Linked DNA regions of Homo sapiens: region 2 is linked to region 1. A link is a loop called in an ENCODE intact Hi-C map of the cell type or tissue named here. Cell type or tissue: uterus. All regions are shown on one strand. Links, peaks and the distances in the headings refer to the core of each region. The heading gives the core; the rest is flanking DNA. Region 1 has its middle 150 kb from the start of LINC01987. Region 2 holds the start of LOC400622 (a long non-coding RNA gene).

Evidence for each region. A loop is a pair of places that touch in the nucleus more often than their neighbours do. Peaks named below come from ENCODE experiments on the same cell type or tissue, not always from the same donor. Only the 100,000 strongest peaks of a DNase experiment are listed, where the experiment ranks them.
Region 2: a loop joins it to region 1, with 2.6 times the contacts of the local background. A loop is called at or near these places in 2 of 110 quality-filtered maps.

The regions. Positions count from the first base shown.
Region 1 is chr17:77,571,077-77,580,746 of GRCh38, reverse strand. No RefSeq gene overlaps it. Among named protein-coding and RNA genes, the nearest start is that of LINC01987, 150 kb to the left of the region's middle. RefSeq lists enhancers at 774-883, 7,306-8,244, 8,245-9,184. In uterus, for the core only: no CTCF peak of the experiment used is centred there; no DNase peak of the experiment used is centred there.
Region 2 is chr17:77,519,318-77,528,987 of GRCh38, reverse strand. It overlaps LOC400622 (a long non-coding RNA gene), which reads right to left and starts at 1,987. Exons shown (of 3, transcript NR_148967.1): 1 at 1,843-1,987. RefSeq lists enhancers at 361-861, 862-1,362. In uterus, for the core only: no CTCF peak of the experiment used is centred there; no DNase peak of the experiment used is centred there.

The DNA of each region.
Region 1 (9,670 bases), core at 894-8,893:
AGGCTCGGACGGTTCCACGCAATCCACCTGGTTCTGAGTGTTGTCATCAAGTGGAAAGGGGTGGGAGAAAATCCTACTTGAATACAGCAGAACCACATGGAAAAACTCAACTAGACCCCAGGACCCTGCCAAGAACGGCTGCCCCACTGCAGACCCAAGAAAGGGAGGCCAGTAGGGTTTTGTTTTTGTTTGTTTTTCTTTTTCAGCAAATAGACATGATGGTAAATGTCAGTTGGCTCTGGAAATTTCTTTCCTCCTGCAAGAATGAATAAAAAGACAAGGAAGGCCAGGTGCGGTGCCTCACACCTGTAATCCCAGCACTTTGGGAGGCCGAGCTGAGTGGATCACGAGGTCAGGAGTTCAAGACCAGCCTGGCCAACATGTCAAAATCCCGTCTCTACTAAAAATACAAAAATTAGCAGGGTGTGGTGGCACATGCCTGCAATCCCAGCTACTCGGGAGACCGAGGCAGGAGAATCGCTTGAACCTGGGAGGCGAAGGTTGCAGCAAGCTGAGATTGCACCACTGCACTCCAGCCTGGGTAAAAGAGCGAAACTCTGGCTCAAAAAATGAAAAAAAAAAAAAGAAAGAAAAGAAAAAAGACAAGAGAAGAAAAACAATAAGCCCACGGTAAAAAGGTGACACAGGACAAGGAAAAAGGAACAGAATTTTGCAGACTTGGAGGAAGCACAGATTCTATACGAGCTCTGGGGAAATTTTAGGAAGTTGTTTGACGTGCTCCACATGAGATGCAAAAAACATGGTCTCTGTGAAAGAGAAATCAAACAAAGCCAAAAAGCAGCAGAAAGGCCAAAGGAGTTCCGACTCTTGTGGCACTCACGGTTCTGAGAAAAGAGAAATTGTGCAGGTTGACGTCATCCTAGAAAGTGTGGAGAAGGAAGTGGAACTGGTTTGGAGCATACATTTGATATCAGCCGTGAATAGGCATTTTAAGTGCAGAAAGCAGTATGAGAGGCTGGGATCCTCACTGAAGTGGAGCCTGCTGCAGGGTTTCTGGGGGTGGATGTGGCAGGTGGTCATGGGAAGCACCTGCAGGGGAGGGGGTAAGTGGGGCAGGGAAGGTGAAGCAACCTCAAAAGGGTGAGGTAGCAACATGTCTCCTCCGAGAGAGAGCGGAGCTTAATCCCACTGCAGAACTCTGGAAAATGGCATCCTTGCCATGCGCCTCAGAATTATCTCACCAGAAGAGCAAGAAAGATGAGGTCTTTATTCACTTACTCCCACAAGTCACTGGATAAGGGCTGCTCCCTGGAGGTGCTAATTCCTTGGGGCTTCCTAACTCCTGCTGTCCACAGGCCAAGAGAACCTCATGGGAACAGAGCGTCTCAGGCAAAGAGCCTTGGTGCAGCCGTGGAAAAGACAGGCCAGAGCTGAGGACCACAGGGGTACGCCAGGGCAGGGGCAATGTATCTTTCAACAAGGGTAGGAGGAGTGACCAGAAGAAGCATGGGCAGGGCCGGGAACATGAGCTCGACTGAGAAGATGGTCCTGGGGGTGGTGGGATATAAGGGTGAGTCCATAGATCGGAATGGTGTTTGTAAAAACTCAGCCTTAGCCGGGTGCGGTGATTCACGCCTGTAATCCCAGAGCTATGGGAGGCCAAGGTGGGCAGATCACCTGAGGTCAGGAGTTCGAGACCACCCTGGGCAATATGGTGAAACCCCATTTCTACTAAAATACAAAATTAGAGGCCGGGCACAGTGGCTCACACCTGTAATCCCAGCAATTTGGGAGGCCAAGGCGGGTGGATCACGAGGTCAGGAAATCGAGACCATCCTGGCAAACACGGTGAAACCCCATCTCTACTAAAAATACAAAAAATTAGCCAGGCATGGTGGTGAAAGCCTGTAGTCCCAGCTACTCGGGAGGCTGAGGCAGGAGAATGGTGTGAACCCAGGAGGCGCAGTTTGCAGTGAGCCGAGATGGCACCACTGCACTCCAGCCTGGGAGACAGCGAGACTCCGTCTCAAAATAAATAAATAAATAAATAAATAAATAAAAATAAAATAAAATACAAAATTAGCTGGGTATGGTGGCGCACATCTGTAGTCCCAGCAACTCGGGAGGCTGAGGCATGAGAATCACTTGAGCCAGAGAGGCAGAGGTTGCAGAGAGCCAAGATCATGCCACTGCACTGCAGCCTGGGTGACAGAGCGAGACTCCATCTCGGAAAAAAATAAAAATAAAAATAAAAACTCTGCCTGGGCCAGGCACAGTGACTCACACCTGTAATCTCAACACTTTGAGAGGCCAAAGCAGGAAGATCCGTTGAGACCAGAAATTTGAGACCAGCCTGGGCAATGTAGGGCGACCCTATCTCTACAAAAACATTAAAAAAAATTAGCCAGGCATGGTGGGTCACACCTCTAGTCCTAGCTACTCAGGAGGCGGAGGTGGGAGGATAGCTTAAGCCCGAGAAGTGGAGGCTGCAATGAGCCATAATTGCCCCACTGTACTCCAGCCTTGGGACAAAGTGAGACGCTGCCTCAAAAAATAAATAGATAAATAAATAAGTAAAAGCCTGCCTAGGAAGTTTGGACTTGATATCCAGGAACTGGGATTCATTGCACAGCTTCAAACAGTCTCTTGGGTCGGTTCTTAAACAAGGGTGTACTGGGTTGAATCGTGTCTCACCAGAATTCATGGTTCAAGGTTCAGAATCTGTGAATGTGGCCTACTGTGTAAATAGGGCCTTTGCAGGTGTAATGAAAGTTAAGATGAGGTCCTACTGGACTACAGGAGGCCCTAAATTGGATATGACTGGTGTCCTTTGAAAATAAAAAGAAGAGAAGACACACACACACACACACACACACACACACACACATGCGGAGGCCATGTGAAGATGGAGCAGATATCAACGGGAGGCAGCTGCAGGCTGCCAAAGGACACCAAAGATTGTCGGAAGCCCCCAAAACCTAGGAAGAGGCATGGGTTAGATCCTCCCCTACAGCCTCCAGAAGGAACTGACCCTGCCAACCCCTCGATGTTGGACATCTGGCCTTCTGAACTGTGAGAGGATACACTTCTGTGGTTTCAAGCCCCTCGGTGTGTGGTACTTGGCTACAGGAGCCCCAGAAAACTGCCACAAAGGGTTAGGTGAGGAAGACCAGGCTGAAGGACCGTGGGAACAGGCTGGAGGGAGGAAACCCAGGTTGCCGAACTCCTACGATGCTGGTCCTTCAGGTCTCAGGCAGAAAGCTGTTTCCCCAGAGGGTGCTTCCCTGGACATCAACGCCCACCAACTCTTCCTGGCTAAGTCACATAACCCTGCCATACGTTCTCACACCTATCCTTTTGCCTGCAGCATTTCTGTGGTTTGTCTGGGCAGGGGCTTTGGGGATGATGCTGAGAACCATTTTGGAAGGAAAAAGACAATAAATATGATGACAGATAATGTCTAGAGTTTGAAGGAGTAGAGACAATGAGTGACTCCAAGTCTCATAACCTAAGAGTTGAGCTGCTACTCTTTTTTTTCTTTTCTTTTTTTTTTTTTTTTTTTTTTTGAGATGGAGTCTCACTCTGTTGACTAGGCTGGAGTGCAGTGGCGCGATCTCAGCTCACTGCAACTTCTACCTCCCAGGTTCGAGTGATTCTCCTGCCTCAGCCTCCCGAGTAGCTGGGATTACAGGGGTGCACCACGACGCCCAGCTAATTTTTGTATTTTTAGTAGAGATGAGGTTTCACCATGTTGGCCAGGCTGGTCTCAAACTCCTCACCTCAGGTGATCCGCCTGCCTCAGCCTCCCAAAGTGCTGGGATTATAGGCAAAAACCACCTCACCCGGTGTGAGCTGCTACTCTTAACAATGTGGTCCATGTGAAGGAAACTGTGGGGAGAAATGGAGGGAAGGAGAAGAAAGGTGACGAATTTAGTGTCAGTCCTGTAGGATTTAAGACTAGAGCCCACAAGGAGGGAGAGAGTTAAAATCACCAATGGCTTTTGAAACAAAACTAAATACTGTAACAGAGCAAATCACTGCCGATGGGCAATCCAACTTAGAGACTGTGAGTGGTAAATTTATAACCTAAATAAGTATCTCCATACATACAGCATGCTTCCTCTCCCCTTGTCTAGCAAAAGACGCAGTAGACGCTATCGCTTCTCTCCTGCACCTCCTGGAAAGCATGTGTGATAAGAACTAAAGAGATAAATACATGAACTGTCTACTCTGGAGCCCTTCATAAACACAGATAAACAAGCTGTGCTCCTCCACTCTTGAAGAGTCACTAATCTGGGCAGATCTGCCCAACTTCCACATCGAGAATGTTCCTCTTTGGGCATGATCCTCTCTGACAGCCACACCTGTTGTTCTCAAGCCGCACCATCATTAAACACTCTAGGTATTGGTCTCCGAGACTCAGCAATGGGACAGACAGGCTTAAATGATTCCCCACCAATGCCAAACACTTGTTTTTTCTTCCCCAGTGATGTTGGGTCATCTGTTGGACAAACATGGCTTGTTATCCTTAGAATGACATCATTTTACTGGAAAGTGCAGGCCAGGCACGGTGGCTCACGCCTGTAATCCCAGCACTTTGGGAGGCCAAGGCGGGTGGATCACCTGAGGCCAGGAGTTTGAGACCAGCTGGACAACATGGTGAAACCCAGTCTCTACTAAAGATATCAAAAATTAGCTAGGCATGGTGGCGTGTGCCTGTAATCCCTGCTACTCGGGAGGCTGAGGCAGGAGAATTGCTTGAACCCGGGAGGTGGAGGTTGCAGTGAGCTGAGATCTCACCATTGCACTCCAGCCTGGGCGACAGGGCGAGACTCCGTCTCAAAAAAAAAGAATTGGAAAGTGCTGTGGCCTGAGGGCAGGGGGGCTATGGAGAGGTTCAGGCAGAGCAGGAAGCAGATGTGGAGACAAGCTGTGCCCGCCACGTTCCAGGCAGCAGGGCCATGAGGTATTCACAGTACATCACCAAAAATGTTGCCACTGAACTATGAAAAATGTGGCCAAAGTCTTTACTCAAATTAAAGGCAAGAACCTATATGAAACAAAAGAATAGATCAGAGATACAAGAGCTCAGGAGAGATAAGAGGAAATGGTTTGTGATCTGGAATAATGCAGAGAAGTGGAAGGAAAAAACAATAAAAATAAAAATAAAACCCCTGAAGAAATGAAGATGTTCTAGAAAGAATCACAGGAGAGGACACTCTGCTGAAAGCCGGGTAAAGAACAGAAGAGAAGTGAGAAAAGCGATCCAAAGCAAATGGAGGCAGAGCCCTGTTAAATCTTTTAACTGTGTTCAGCCCACAGTTGATCAAATTCTGCTGATTTCAGGACCTCACTTTTCAGAAAGTACTCACTGGCATTCCAGTAAACTTGGGTTCCACAAAACACATTTTGGGAAATGGTGTTCTAGATCAGCAGTTCTAACTGGGCATGACCAGGGGACAACTGATGATGTTGAAAGACATATTTGGGGCCAGGTGCGGTGGCTCACGCCTGTAATCCCAGCACTTTGAGAGGCCAAGGCAGGCAGATCACTTGAGGTCAGGAGTTTGAGACCAGCTCGGGCAACATGGTGAAACCCTGTCTCTACTAAAAACACAAAAATTAGCCAGGTCTGGTGGCAGGTGCCTGTAATCCCAGCTACTTGGGAAGCTGAGGCAGGAGAATTGCTTGAACTCAGAAGCTGGAGGTTGCAGTGAGCTGAGAACACACCACTGCACTCCAGCCTGGGTAACAGAGCAAGACTCCATCTCAAAAAAAAGAAAAGAAAAGAAATACATATGTGGTTGTCATGACTGAGTGGGTCTAGTGTGTAGGGATCAGGGCACCCTACTACTGGCATCTAGTGGGTAGGGATCAGGGACACTGCTAACGTCCTACAATGTTCAGGACGGGCCTTCACAACACAGAATTATCTGGTCCCGTATGTCAACAATGCCATTGCAGAGACCCCTGCCCCAGAGGATCATGGGGTATTTACACTTATGCTGCAATAAATTCTGCCGAAATAACTTTGTACAAAAGAGGCCCCATGGTTCGAGTATTGCTTAACCACGCCTATGGCCTTTGGGGTTCCCTGTTGGTAGAGCTGGCTGTAATGGGAATGATGGGAAGAAGGGAGTGGACTTGGAAGGGCTTTGGAAACAAGTGGCAAGTTCCAATTCCTGCAAAAGAAGAGCTGCAAAGAAGCATGGAAAGTTTGAGGTGTCATCGGAGAGAGGACAGAGTGGAGCAGGCGGGAAACCTCGCTGTGTGGGCTGACCTTCATACCGTTCATTCGAGATTTTCATTTCAGCCACTCTCATTCATGGTGTGTGGACCCCAAAATAGAGGGGGAAAATGGAGCAGAAATATTACCCAAGACTCCAGGCTGATCTCTGCTTCTCCCCCACAGGAGTGGGGAGGGCCCTGCCAGCAGGTCCACCTACCCAAAGAGCACAAGGCCCCAGCCTGCTGGCCTACTGCACCTGAGGGGCAGTTGGTACGTATCCAGGGCTCTGCAGAGGGCGGGTCTTGGCAGAGTGGCAGCTCTTCCTCTTCCTCCTTTGACAGCCCATTCAAGGGCATTAAAAAGAAGCTTCCAGTGAACTTCTATTTGACTCCATTACCTCACTGGTAACCTGCGAAATGCCAAATGCTGCCACTTGCCCTGCGGGAAGTGATTTTGTCTCTCACCCATGAATGTCACCACAGAAGCTAACTTCAATCCCCAGTGATGGATTGGCTTCTCTTCCTTCAGCACAACTCAAATGCCAGGCGTCAAACACAAAGAGACTCACCTCTGCCTCTCTCTGAGCTCTGGGCTTTCTTTGGTATTAAAATCACAAGCTGCCACTTCCATAGCCTGAAAGAGACATGGAAAATCATTTATTCAAAAAAAAACGCTTAACTATGATACAGCCACACTATAAAATATTATGCAGCCACTAAAAAAAGGATGTATTAAAGACTATTTAAGGAAATGGAAAAATGTTCACATTATGATGATAGCTAAAAAAAGCAGAATACGATATGATCTCAAGTCTGTAAAAATAAAGAGAAAAACTAAAAGGCAGAAAAAGATTATCTTTTATCTCCAGACAGGAAAACTGTAGATACTTTATTTCTTCATACCTTTCTATATTTTTCAATTTTTCTACATGAGAATGTATTACTTGGCTGATAAGCAATTAAAAGTTTGTTTTCAAAAGAAAGCATAAATCATTTTACTCTCTTCAGACTCAGAGTAATAATGTTCTGATAACTGACATCCCCACAAGAAGAGCCTACAGCTGAAGACACCAGCCACCTGCTCTCCTAATTTATCCCAAAGAACCTCCCAAAACTGGCCCACAGACATCTTCAGGGGTCCTCCTTCTGGTGGAGGGAGTGGGCAGGAAGGGGTACTGGGAATCACAGCACGACTCATTGTCACAAAGCCAGAGATACAGAAAGAGCACGTTAACTGCACGAACCCATTCCAACCACAAAGCAAGAGCCACCCACCCTCCAATGAGATGCATTCTGTTCCTCCAACTTTGACACCTATGGAACTTTCCAGAAGCCAGCTGTCCCCGCAAGATGGTTCTGGACCCAGGAGCATGTCTTAGACCTGGTACCAGAACTCAGTGACATGTCTGGGTGACCTGTTCATAGGGGCACCTGACAGAGGGGTGCCAGCCAGTCACAGAGGCCCAGACAAGTAGGAAAAAAGGCTGCCATGAGTCATCCCTCTCCAACCCCAGACCTTGGGTTGCGAGCCTGGAAAATCACCTGCTGTGTCCTCACGGCCCTCGGCTCTCCCATCACACACCAGAGCATGCTGGGGAGGCTGGCAGGTGGGCAGTGGGCACAGAGGCTGGCCAGAGGGTGGGAGATTATACTGCAGGATTATTTCCCCAGATCCATTCATTCCACACCCACTTATCGAGCACCTGCAGGCTATGAGGCAGGGCGTGTGGCAGGCAAGGGGGCAGGATAATGCATACCTGGGCACCATCTGTCTTTAACACAGCGGTTCTCACCCTGCAGCTGCATCAGCCTCACCTGCAGGGGCTTCCTTAGAACCTGCCTCTAGTTCTGATTCAGCAAGTCTGGAGTGGGACCCCTACATTTTGCATTTTCCACAAATCCCCAGGTGACGCTGCGGTTGTGGCTGCCGGTCAGGGGACCCTACTTGGAGAGCCACTGAGGAAACAGCAGGGAGGAGGCAAGGTTGAAACCCATTAGCTCCTCCACCCTATGGAAACAGACACAGCACGTGGGATGGCGGGACACAGTCACAAATCCAGACGGGCACCAGCCTCGCCTCCTTTTGGGTGTGGAGCTGACCAGGCTTACATAAGCAGCCCAGTGCCTGCAGAGGGCGAATCCCTCCTCCGGGAAGCCTGTGTCTCAGATGGAGGGGCAGGAGGAGGGCATCGTCCCAGCCCCTGGTCCTGAGCTTTTGTTTCTCAGGGACATCTGTGCCCAGAGATGGAGCCATCTTCCAGCCATCTCGTCGGAAGCCAAGTTGCCCCGAGACTCATTGGAATTCAGCTTGCTTATAAACACCTGGAGGTTTTGAGATTAGGCTGAGGTCTGGGGCTCGGGGATTTTGCTTGGGGAGTTTATCAGAGTTAAGTCGGCGTAGGTGAAAGGCGGTGGATGAGCCTGATGGGGGAGGTGGCAGGCATCAGTAAAGTGAGTGCATTATTCACACATCTCCTTCCACCAGAACGAAAGCTCGCCTTCCACTCAAGAATGCTTCTCAACACCCTTCGATTTTTTTTATCCGTTTTTAAAGGAGGCAGAGAGGAAAAGATCATAATTTTTAATTAAGAAATTAAGCCATCCCCTTCCTAAATATTCACTGTGCATTTATCGCCTCCAGGAAGGGGGAGGGGAGAGTCCAACCGTTGCAGGAAAATGGTTTTCATCATCCGCAAAATCCGATGCCCAAAATAGCCCCATCGTTGCCCTGGCAACTAACATTTGCTCCCCCTTCCCCCTCCTCCCCGATGCCTTTGCATATTGCTGCATATTTCTATCATCTCTTTCCAGGCACAGTTCATAAACACGACGGCATAATAAAGAATGTTATCACCAATGACTTACAGCCCAGCTGCGCCCGGCGAGATAGGAAGTGGCAAGCAGATACAATTTCATGCAGCGAGGGCAACGGAGCGATTGGGTGCCCTTCAAATGTGATGCCACTTCTTTAAGTCAGTCCAAATTCAGAAATAAAGTTGGCCTCGCCCTTTTCCTGGCCGCCATCGACAACGCATGCAGGGATAATGCCCCGGAGTCTAATTAGGGCTGGAAAGATGTTGCCCTGAGATGGGGATTATTCCAACAGCCTCCTTCGCGGCCCCGCTCGGCCCTCGCCTCCCCTCCCGCCTCCCCTCCTCTCCCTTGTCAAAGGGCCGAGGCCCCAGGATGTGGCCTTTTTGAATTAATTATCCTCTCTTCGCAAGGATTATTCGGGCTCCCATGGCTAGGGGCAGTGGGGGTGGGGCAGGGGCCGCCGCAGATGAAGATCCGGGAAGATTTTCCACACCCGAACCCCGCTCCTTTAGTTTCAGGGGGTGGCAGCGTTAATTGCGGGGACTCACTCTGCATGGGGTTAATGCAAGGAGAGAGGGCACTCTCTAGACCCTCAGCAGCCACTTCTGTCCAGAGAGGGTGGAAGGTCGGGGACCTTTCTCTCACTGCCCCCCAAGGCTTACACAAC
Region 2 (9,670 bases), core at 978-8,977, 52 kb after region 1:
CATCGTGCTCCGCACCGAGGCAGAGAGGGGCACGCGGATCCCAGCCCCTGCGAGCCCCTCTGCCCGCCGCCACTTCACACCCCGCATTGCCTCAGCTGCCGTTCCAGAAGATGCATCGTCTGGCGCGCAAAGCGGTGCACGGTCCCCAGCCCGCGCGCAGCAGCCTGGAGGGGCGCCAGAGTCCCCGTCCCACTTCCTGGCGGCACTGCCCCCGGGCAGCTCCCTCCTCCCCTCTCTCCCTCCATGCCCCCACCCCATCTTGGGACGCTTCCAGGACCGAAGAGGCAGGAGGGGGATCGCGAGGGGAAGGCGCGGAGCTGGGGAAGGAGGAGCAGCGCCGGGCGCAGCAGCTCAGGGCGGTCCGGGAGGCTGCGCGGCGCTCGCGGACCCACGCCCCAGGACAGAGGACGCAGCTCCGAGCATCGCACGTGGCTTCCAGATTCCTCCCACCCCTACCCTGGCGACCACGAGAGGGGGTCGGGGGCATCTTCTTCCCAGCCCCAGCTGGACAAAAAGCCTTGCAAAAGGGAAGAAATTAAAAAGCAGGGGGAGGGAAGGTGAGGAGGGGAGGGGTGGGGGGAGAAGGAAAAAGTCCCTTCCAGCCATAGTGGGTCCCAGAGAGGAACAGAGGGGTGAACATAGGCAGGGTCCTCGGGTTCCCTCCCCACCTGCCTCCTCCCAGGGTATGTGCAGCGGCCTGGCCCATCCGCCTCTGGGGCGACCACGGGACACACCGCATGGCCACTGTCACTCTGAGTCCCCACCTGCCACACACTCATCCGCGACTTCTGGCTCTTTGATCTTCCCTTTACAAAATAGTCGTGCTTTGTTCACGACAGGGTGAAGGCCCCAGGGACGCGTTCTGCATGGAGGATGGCAAGGGGGAGGTTTGGTTGAATCAAGAACCCTTGATCGGCCCCTTGGGTTTCCAGCCCCCAAGAGCGCTCACACAGCCCACGTGTTATGTCCCAGCTCCGAGCAAAACAGCGTGCCAGTGTGGATGCCCCGAACTCAGACGCGGCCCCCTGGACACAGATGGGACTTTCTGTCCAGAAACAACCCAGCCCCCACAACAGCCTGGACGTTACACTGAGTTCATTTCGTTCCAATCAAAGAGCAAAATATATACCGTGAAGGGCCCACCTTTCCTTTTCTCCTTGTTCTATAGGGCGATTAGCATGGAGAAGCCATCACACTGTAGTGGAGGGGAGAGGGTGGCTTAAAAATAAATGGGCTCTGGGAGGGAAGGAGTAACTTGCAATGCCACTCTTGGCACTCTTGGCATTGTGCAGGAAACCCAACCCTCAGCTCTCACCCACACAGAACCCCATCATCTGCTGAGCTTCTGCCACTGCTGAATGTACCCCCGGGAAGAGCTCCGAGCCTCTGCCCTGCTGAATGCACTCCTAGGAGAGGCTCCAGAGAGGCCCCCAGCATGGCTACCCCTGTAGGAAAGCAGGCCGTGATGTTTCTAAACACAGGGGTGGCTTACCACAGTAAACATGCCAGTGCTCTGAGGTGTGGAGACTGCGGGAAGCGATTCAATATTTTCATGGAGGCTCATTATATTTGCTCCCAGACCAGAAAAGCCGGAGCCTATTACTGCTCTCTTGGTAGGATTTTTTTTTAATCCTTGTATATTACAAGAACATGAATTAAGCTCTGATGAACGCGATATTAATTAATTACATGAAGATCCACGTGGGAGACAGGAGGGGGTGGAGGGAGAGGTTGTGCTATGCAAATGACCGGGAGGAGAGATGCTGCCGGAATTGTGCTTCTCATTGTTTCTGGCTCCAGAACGTGGAGGCGTGCGCAGTGGGCTCAGCCAGGGAGGTTTACCTGCAGGCAGCAGATGTGGCTTCTGCAAGATTTAAAGCCTCTGGCACCATTACAGACGAGGAACGTTGCGGGGGGCCTGGGCATTGCAGCAGCGGAGAGGGAGGAGGGGAAGAAGGACTCCGGTTCAGGCCGCCATCTTCTCAAACTGCAAAGAGGGAATTTAAAATCCGTTTCACATGTTCCAAAATGGCTGCTCGCAGCCCGAGCCCAGGAAGGTTGCAAAGGGCCTTGTGTGGCTCAGAGAGCCTCCTGGACTCTTTCTGTCCATAAAACAGAGCCTGAGTGTTGCAAGAAGAGTCCTTGACTACTAAAGGCAGATCATTCTCCTCCAAAATATTTTGCAGAAACCACTTAAAACTCCCTCTCCAGCTCTGAGCCCCAGGGGGAGGGGCTGCTGCCACTGAAAGCTGGCAAAACAAAAATGACAAGGAAAAATGGGAGACTGAACTTGAAGATCAAGAGAGGGGGCCTATAGCCTGAGCCCAGATTCAGTGGCCACTTCCCAGGTGGCCCTTGTATGCTGCTGAGAGGTGACAGTGTGCTGGCAGCCCTCGCTCACTCTCGGTGTCTCCTTGGCCTCGGCACCCACTCTGGCTGCCCTTGAGGAGCCCTTCAGCCCGCCACTGCACTGTGGGAGCCCCTCTCTGGGCTGGCCGAGGGTGGAGCCGGCTCCCTCTGCTTGCGGGGAGGAGTGGAGAGGGAGGTGTTGAGGGAGAGTTGTGGAGGGAGAGGCGCGGGCGGGAACCGGGGCTGCCCAGGGGGCTCCCCGGGCCAGGGCGATTTCTTGGCGGGCCCCACACTCTGATCCGCTGGCTATTGCCAGCGGCTCCAGGCAGTGAGGGTCTTAGCACCCGGGCCAGCAGCTGGGGGGGTCGGGGGCGCCGGGTCCCCCAGCACTGCCGGCCCGCCCGAGCCATGCTGGAATTCTCGCCGGGCCTCAGCTGCCTCCCCATGAGGCAGGGCTTGGGACCTGCAGCCCGCCCTGCCCGAGCCCCACCCCCCACCCCCTCCTGGTGGGCTTCCGCTTGGCCCGAGCTTCCTCGACGGGGGCTGCCCCCTGCTGGGCAGCGCCCAGTCCCATGACCGCCCAAGGGTTGAGGAGTGCAGGCGCCTGACGCGGCCCTGGCACAGAATCCACTAGGTGAAGCCAGCTAGGCTCCTGAGGCGGGTGGGGACTTGGAGAACTTTTATGTCTAGCTATAGGATTGTAAGTACACCAATCAGCATTCTGTGTCTAGCCCAAGGTTTGTAAACACACCAATCAGTACCCTGTGTCTAGCTCAAGGTTTGTAAATGCACCAGTCAGTGCTCTGTGTGTAGCTAATCTAGTGGGGACTTGGAGAACTTTTGTGTCTAGCTAAAGGTTTGTAAACGTGCCAGTCAGCACCCTGTCAAAACAGACCAATCAGTTCTCTGTAAAACGGACCAATCAGCTTGCTGTAAAATGGACCAATCAGCAGGATGTGGGTGGGGCCAGATAAGGGAATAAAAGCAGGCTGCCCGAATCAGCAGGGGCAACTTGCTGGGGTTCTCTTCTGAGCTGTGGAAGCTTTGTTGTTTTGCTCTTTACAATAAATGTTCATTCTTTGGGTCCGCATTGCCTTTATGAGCTGTAACACTCACTGTGAAGGTCTACTGATGCCACCGAGACCATGAACCCACCAGGAGGAATGGAACGAATAACTCCTGACGGGAGGAAGGATCAACTCCAGAGGCGCCGCCTTAAGAGCTGTAACACACGGTGAAGGTCTGCACCTTCACTCCTGAAGCCAGAGAGACCATGAACCCACCAGAAGGAGGAAACTCCAAACATGTCCAAACATCAGAAGGAACAAACTCCAGACACACCACCTTTAAGAATTGTAACACTCACTGCGAGGGTCGGTGGCTTCATTCTTTAAGTTCGTGAGACCAAGAACCCACCAATTCCGGACACACTGCCACCCCCCGTCACCTTCAGCGTGAAGCGGGATGAGCCCTAGATACATAGCACCTTTCTCACCCGGACTGGAGACCTGTCCCCAGGGTAGGGGGTAGATTCCTGGGTGCCACCAGGCAGGGTCTGGTTCAAATGAGAAGATGATTGGCAGGTACAGTGACATGAGCTATGGGTCATCTGGAGATCCCTAAACACATGAGGTGTGGGTCCAGGCAGCAGAGAATCAGGTCCATGTGAAGGCAGGACCGATCCTGGAAGGCCAGGGAGCAAAAAGTCCACAAGACATGAGGTTTGGGAAGGAGTGTGAGCAACTAACTAGAGCTGGAAGCCAGCAGCAGGAGTGGCTTTTGATGTGGCTGGATAGGCTCAGAGGCTCAGGAACTTTGGCTCTAAAGCCACAACCATCAGTCAGTGAGACAGGTATGGGGCTGCAGGTAGAAGCCAGAGTCACCAGGCTGGGGGAGGGGAGTGAGAGGGAGGAGCAGAGGAAGGAGGCTCCCATCATGCCCCCTCCTCTTCGAGAAGTGTTCGCGTTCTTTTCTCTCCTTGATGTGAACATCAGTCAGAACGCCAGAGTCAAACATGCTCCTTAGCTGTAAGGTGTTGTTTATTAGGGATTCTGTCTGCCAGATATAGAACATCTCAAAAGCACCAGTCATAAAATGTCAGACATTTCACAAATGCTGTGATCGTTAATTTTATGTGTCAACCGGATTGGGCCACGGGGTGCCCAGAAATTTGGTCAAACATTAGAGTGTTTCTGTGAGGGTGTTTTGGGTGAGATTAACATTTATTTATGACAGAGTCTTGCTCTGTCACCCAGGCTGGAGTGCAATGGTGTGATCATGGTTCACTGCAGTCTCGACCTCCTGGGCTCAGGTGATCCTCCTGCCTCAGCCTCCTGGGTAGCTGGGATTAGAGGTGTGTGGCACCACACCCAGCTAATTTTTCTGTGTGTTTTTAGTAGAGACACGGTTTCACCATGTTGGCGAGGCTGGTTTGGAACTCCTGACCTCAGGTGATCTTCCCACCTAGGCCTCCCAAAGTGCTGGGATTACTGGCATGAGCCACCGAGCCAGGCTGAGATTAACATTTAAATCAGTGGACAGAATAAAGCAGTTTGTCCTCCCTAGTGTGGAGGGGGTCCTCATCATCAGTTGAAGGCCTGCACAGAACAAAAGGCTGACCCTCCTCCAAGCAAGAATGAATTTCTCTTCCCTGATGGTCTTCAAGCTGGAACAACAGCTTTGTCCTGCCTTCAGACTTGACCTGACATTGGCTCTCCTGTGTCCCGAGACTGCCAGCTTTCAGACTAGAACGTATACCATGGGCTGTCCTGGTTCTCAGGCCTTTGGATTCAGACTGGAACTCCACCATCAGCTCTTCCTGGTCTCCAGCTTGCCCACTGCAGATCACGGGACTTTCCAATCTCCATGATCACGTGAGCCGATTCCTAATAATAGATCTCTTTATATAAACAGGACCAACAGGAGAGGCAGAGATATAGACAGAGGGGAGAACCCTGACTAATGCGAATATTCACCAGCGATTTCCCCTGCTTCATCTGGGCTGGGGACATAAATTCAAGATGGGTTTGGAGCTAAAGTAGATCCTGGCTGGGAGCAGTGGCTCTCGCCTGTGATCCCAGCACTTTGGAAGGCTGAGGTGGGTGGGTCACCTGAGGTCAGGAGTTCGAGACCAGCCTGGACAACATGGCAAAACCCCGTCTCTACTAAAAATACGAAAATTAGCCAGGTGTAGTGGCGGGCGCCTGTAGTCCCAGCTACTTGGGAGACTGAGACAGAAGAATCGCTTGAACCCAGGAGGTGGAGCTTGCAGTGAGCTGAGATCGCGCCACTGCACTCTAGCCTGGGTGACAAAGCGAGACTCCATCTCAAAAGAAAAAAACAAAAAAAAATTAAAAATAAACAAAAATAAAATAGATCCTGTTTTTATCTTGAAAGACCAGAAGAGAATTTTTCTATATGTCTGTGCTAGATACTCTCTATGGCATTCAGCATCCAGTTCCACCACCTTGTAGCATGGGAGCTAGAAGGCTAAATGCTACATTTCCCAGACCACCTTGATTTTACAGGATACCAGCTGTAAACCAAAAAGCATCTGAGATAAGTCTCAATTAATTTAGAAAGTTTGTTTTGCCAAGGTTGAGGACCTGCCTGTGACACAGCCTCAGGAGGTCCTGACGATATGTGCCCAAGGTGGTTGGGGCACAGCTTGGTTTTATACATCTTAGGGAGACATGAGACATCAATCAATATATGTAAGCTGGGTCGGTCATGGTGGCTCACGCCTGTAATCCCAGCACTTTGGGAGGCCAAGGCAGGCGGATCATGAGGTCAGGAGATCGAGACCATCCTGGTTAACATGGTGAAACCCTGTCTCTACTAAAAATACAAAAAAATTAGCTGGGCGTCGGGGCAGGCGCCTGTAGTCCCAGCTACTCGGAGGCTGAGGCAGGAGAATGGCGTGAACACGGGAGGCGGAGCTTGCAGTAAGCTGAGATCGGGCCACTGCACTCCAGCCTGGGCGACAGAGCAAGACTCTGTCTCAAAAAAAAAAAAAAATTTTATATATGTGTATATATATATATATGTATGTGTATATATATATATATGTATGTATATATATATATGTGTATATATATATATATGTGTGTATATATATATATATATGTGTGTATATATATATATATATATATGTGTATATATATATATATATATATATGTGTATATATATATATGTAAGCGGTACATTGGTTTGGTCCGGAAAGATGGGACAGCTCGAAGCGGGGAGGCGCCTTTCAGGTCATAGGTAGATAATGGTTGCATTCTTTTGAGTTTCTGATTAGCCTTTCACTGAATACACAATTGACAGTAATAGTCACTCATGCCTTGGTCTGGCTCAGTGAAACAGTAGGGCAGAGGAAGCCATCAGATCTGCATTGGTCTCAGGTGAGCAGAGGGATGACTTTGAGTTTTATCTGTCCTTTGTCCACAAGGAATTTCCTTGTGGGCAAATTGTGAGGGAGGTCTGTAGCTTTTTTTTTTTTTTTTTTTTTGAGGTGGAGTCTCGCTCTGTTGCCCAGGCTGGAGTGCAGTGGCCGGATCTCGGCTCACTGCAAGCTCTGCCTCCCGGGTTCATGCCATTCTCCTGCCTCAGCCTCCCAAGTAGCTGGGACTACAGGTGCCTGCCACCACGCCCGGCTCATTTTTTGTATTTTTTAGTAGGGACGGGTTTTCACCGTGTTAGCCAGGATGGTCTCGATCTCCTGACCTTGTGATCCACCTGCCTCGGCCTCCCAAAGTGCTGGGATTACAGGCGTGAGCCACCGCACCCGGCCTAGCTTTTTCACCTTTGTAACTATCTTCTTTAGGAATAGAATGGGAGGCAGGTTTGCCAAGCTGCAGTTCCCAGCTTGACTTTCCCCTTTGGCTTGGTGATTTGGGGGTCCTGAGATTTATTTTCCATTCACACAGCTGTAATTTAGGGTCTACCCATAGATACACTGAATGCAGTATTTAGAAGGTGCAGGGACACAGCAGTCCTAACTCTTTCCTGCAGCGGGGGTGGTTCCTGAGCGAGCCCCAGCATATCTAGCTCCTGATCCCCTCTCACTGTCTAGTCTCCAGCTTCACGGGGACAACAGCTTCGTCCCACCTTCAGACCTGAACTGACATTGGCTCTCCTGTGTCTTGAGACTGCCAGTTTTCAGACTCAAACTTAACACTGTGGGCTGTCCTGGTTCTCAGGCCTTTGGATTCAGGCTGGAATTCCATCATCGGCTCTCCTTGATCTCCAGCCTGCCCACTGCAGATCCTGGGACCGGGAGGTGGGAAGCAGTGATGATGCTAGTCAGGATTTTCTTCTCGGTCACTTTGGAAGCCAGGGACCTCCGGCTGACGATGCTCCACCCTGGGCCGAGTCTGGCTTGTGCACTAGTTCCCGAGTTCTTGTCCCACGCTCAAAAAGAATGAGGATGCTCTGACAATCTCAGAGTGAGCAAGGCAGGGAGTTTTAGCGAGTGATGAAACAGCTTTCCGCAGAGAGGGGACGGAGGGTGGCCCCCTTACCGGAAGGCGGGGATGTGGGGGTAGTCCCCTTACCCAAAGGTGGGGACATGGAGGTGGTCCCCTTACCCGAAAGCAGGAAAGTTCCCCTAATATGGCTCAGTCCAGGGCTTGTTATGGGCTCAGAGGCTGGGAGGGCAGGCCGTAGGTAGTATTGAAAAAGGCAATATTTGATTGGTTGAAAGGCATTATTCAGAAAGAATCAATCGGGGAAGGGCGGGCAAACAGGAACAGAAGTTCTCACTCTGCGTCTCGGTTTCATCCGGCACCAGCGGTCCAGTCTTTCAGCCTTCAGGCTGTTTTTGGCTTGAAGGTGGGTTTCACCAGGCACCCATCCCTGTCTACGCAGGTGGCTGCCTCCTGTTGCATGGCTAGCAGTCATTTTAGGGGCTCCCTCTCATAGCCACAGTGCCGTGACCCTGAAGCTAGTGATGGACCCTAATGTCTTCTGTTTTAGCTTTCCATTAACTCTGAAAGCACCTAATTTCTTACATTAAATCCCTTTTGAGGCCAGGCATGGTGACTCGCACCTGTAATCCCAACACTTTGGGAGGCCGAGGCAGGTGGATCACTTGAGGCCAGGAGTTCAAAACCAGCCTGGCCAACATGGTGAAACCGTGTCTCTAGTAAAAAATACAACAATTAGTGAGGTGTGGTGGTGCACACCTGTAATCCCAGCTACTTGGGAGGCTGAGGCACAAGAATCAATTGAATCCAGGAGGCAGAAGCGGCAGTGAGCCAAGATCCCACCACTGCATTCCAGCCTGGGTGACAGAGTGAGACCCTGTCAAAAAAAAAAAAAAAGCCCTTTTGGCTTGGAACACCCAGAGTGTGCTTCCTGGTCTTGTTTCTGACTTTAAAGAGACAGTCTTTATCATTTCATCACTAAGTACAATGCTTGCTATGAGTTTTTGGTAGACAACCATGATTACTAGATGAAGTTATTATTATTATTCACAAGTGACCATTAAATTTTAATCCTGTACCTTTTCCATGTGTGTTGAGATTGTCCAGTCACCAGTCATCTGGTTTTTAACCTTAATCTGTTGGAGGCACTTCTGACTATGTTGGCATGAAAAGGTTGGTGAATTCTCTCCACAAAAAAACAAGTACGAAATGGACAAAATTAAAAATCAACCACCTTTGGGGGCTAGTCAACCAAAGACAGACAATGAGTTGAGAAGCTTCCATTATTGAGAAGCTGCAGAGCTTTTGGCAAGAGTAGTAAAGGTCTGTGGTCTTCTTGTTTAGGGATGCTCTATCCTCCCCAAGCTGGATCAGCAAGAACAGTTATGGTAAGTTTGGGGTAAGCAGCAAACCAGTCAGGAATTTCATGGCTAGGCACGGTGGCTCACGCCTGTAATCCCAGCACTTTGGGGGGCCGAGGTGGGCGGATCACAAGGTCAGGAGTTTGAGACCAGCTTGGCCAACATGGTGAAAACCCATCTCTACTAAAAACAAACAAAAATTAGCTGGGCATGGTGGCGTGCACCTGTAATCCCAGCTACTCAGGAGGCTGAGGCAGGAGAATCACTTGAACCCGGGAGGCGGAGCTGGCAGTGAGCCGAGGTAGGGCCACTGCACTCCAGCCTGGGCGACAGAGCAAGACTCCATCTCAAAAAAAAAAAGAAAAAAAGAAAAAAAAGAAATTTCACAGGGAGAACCTAGGAATAAGAGAGTACTGGAAAGGCTGAAACAAACTTTCCACAAACACCGCGCTGACTGGGAAACTATGAGCCTCCTCGGGGCGGGCCTGAACCAGCCCAGCACAGAGTGGAGGCCAAGGGATACTCGGCTTCAA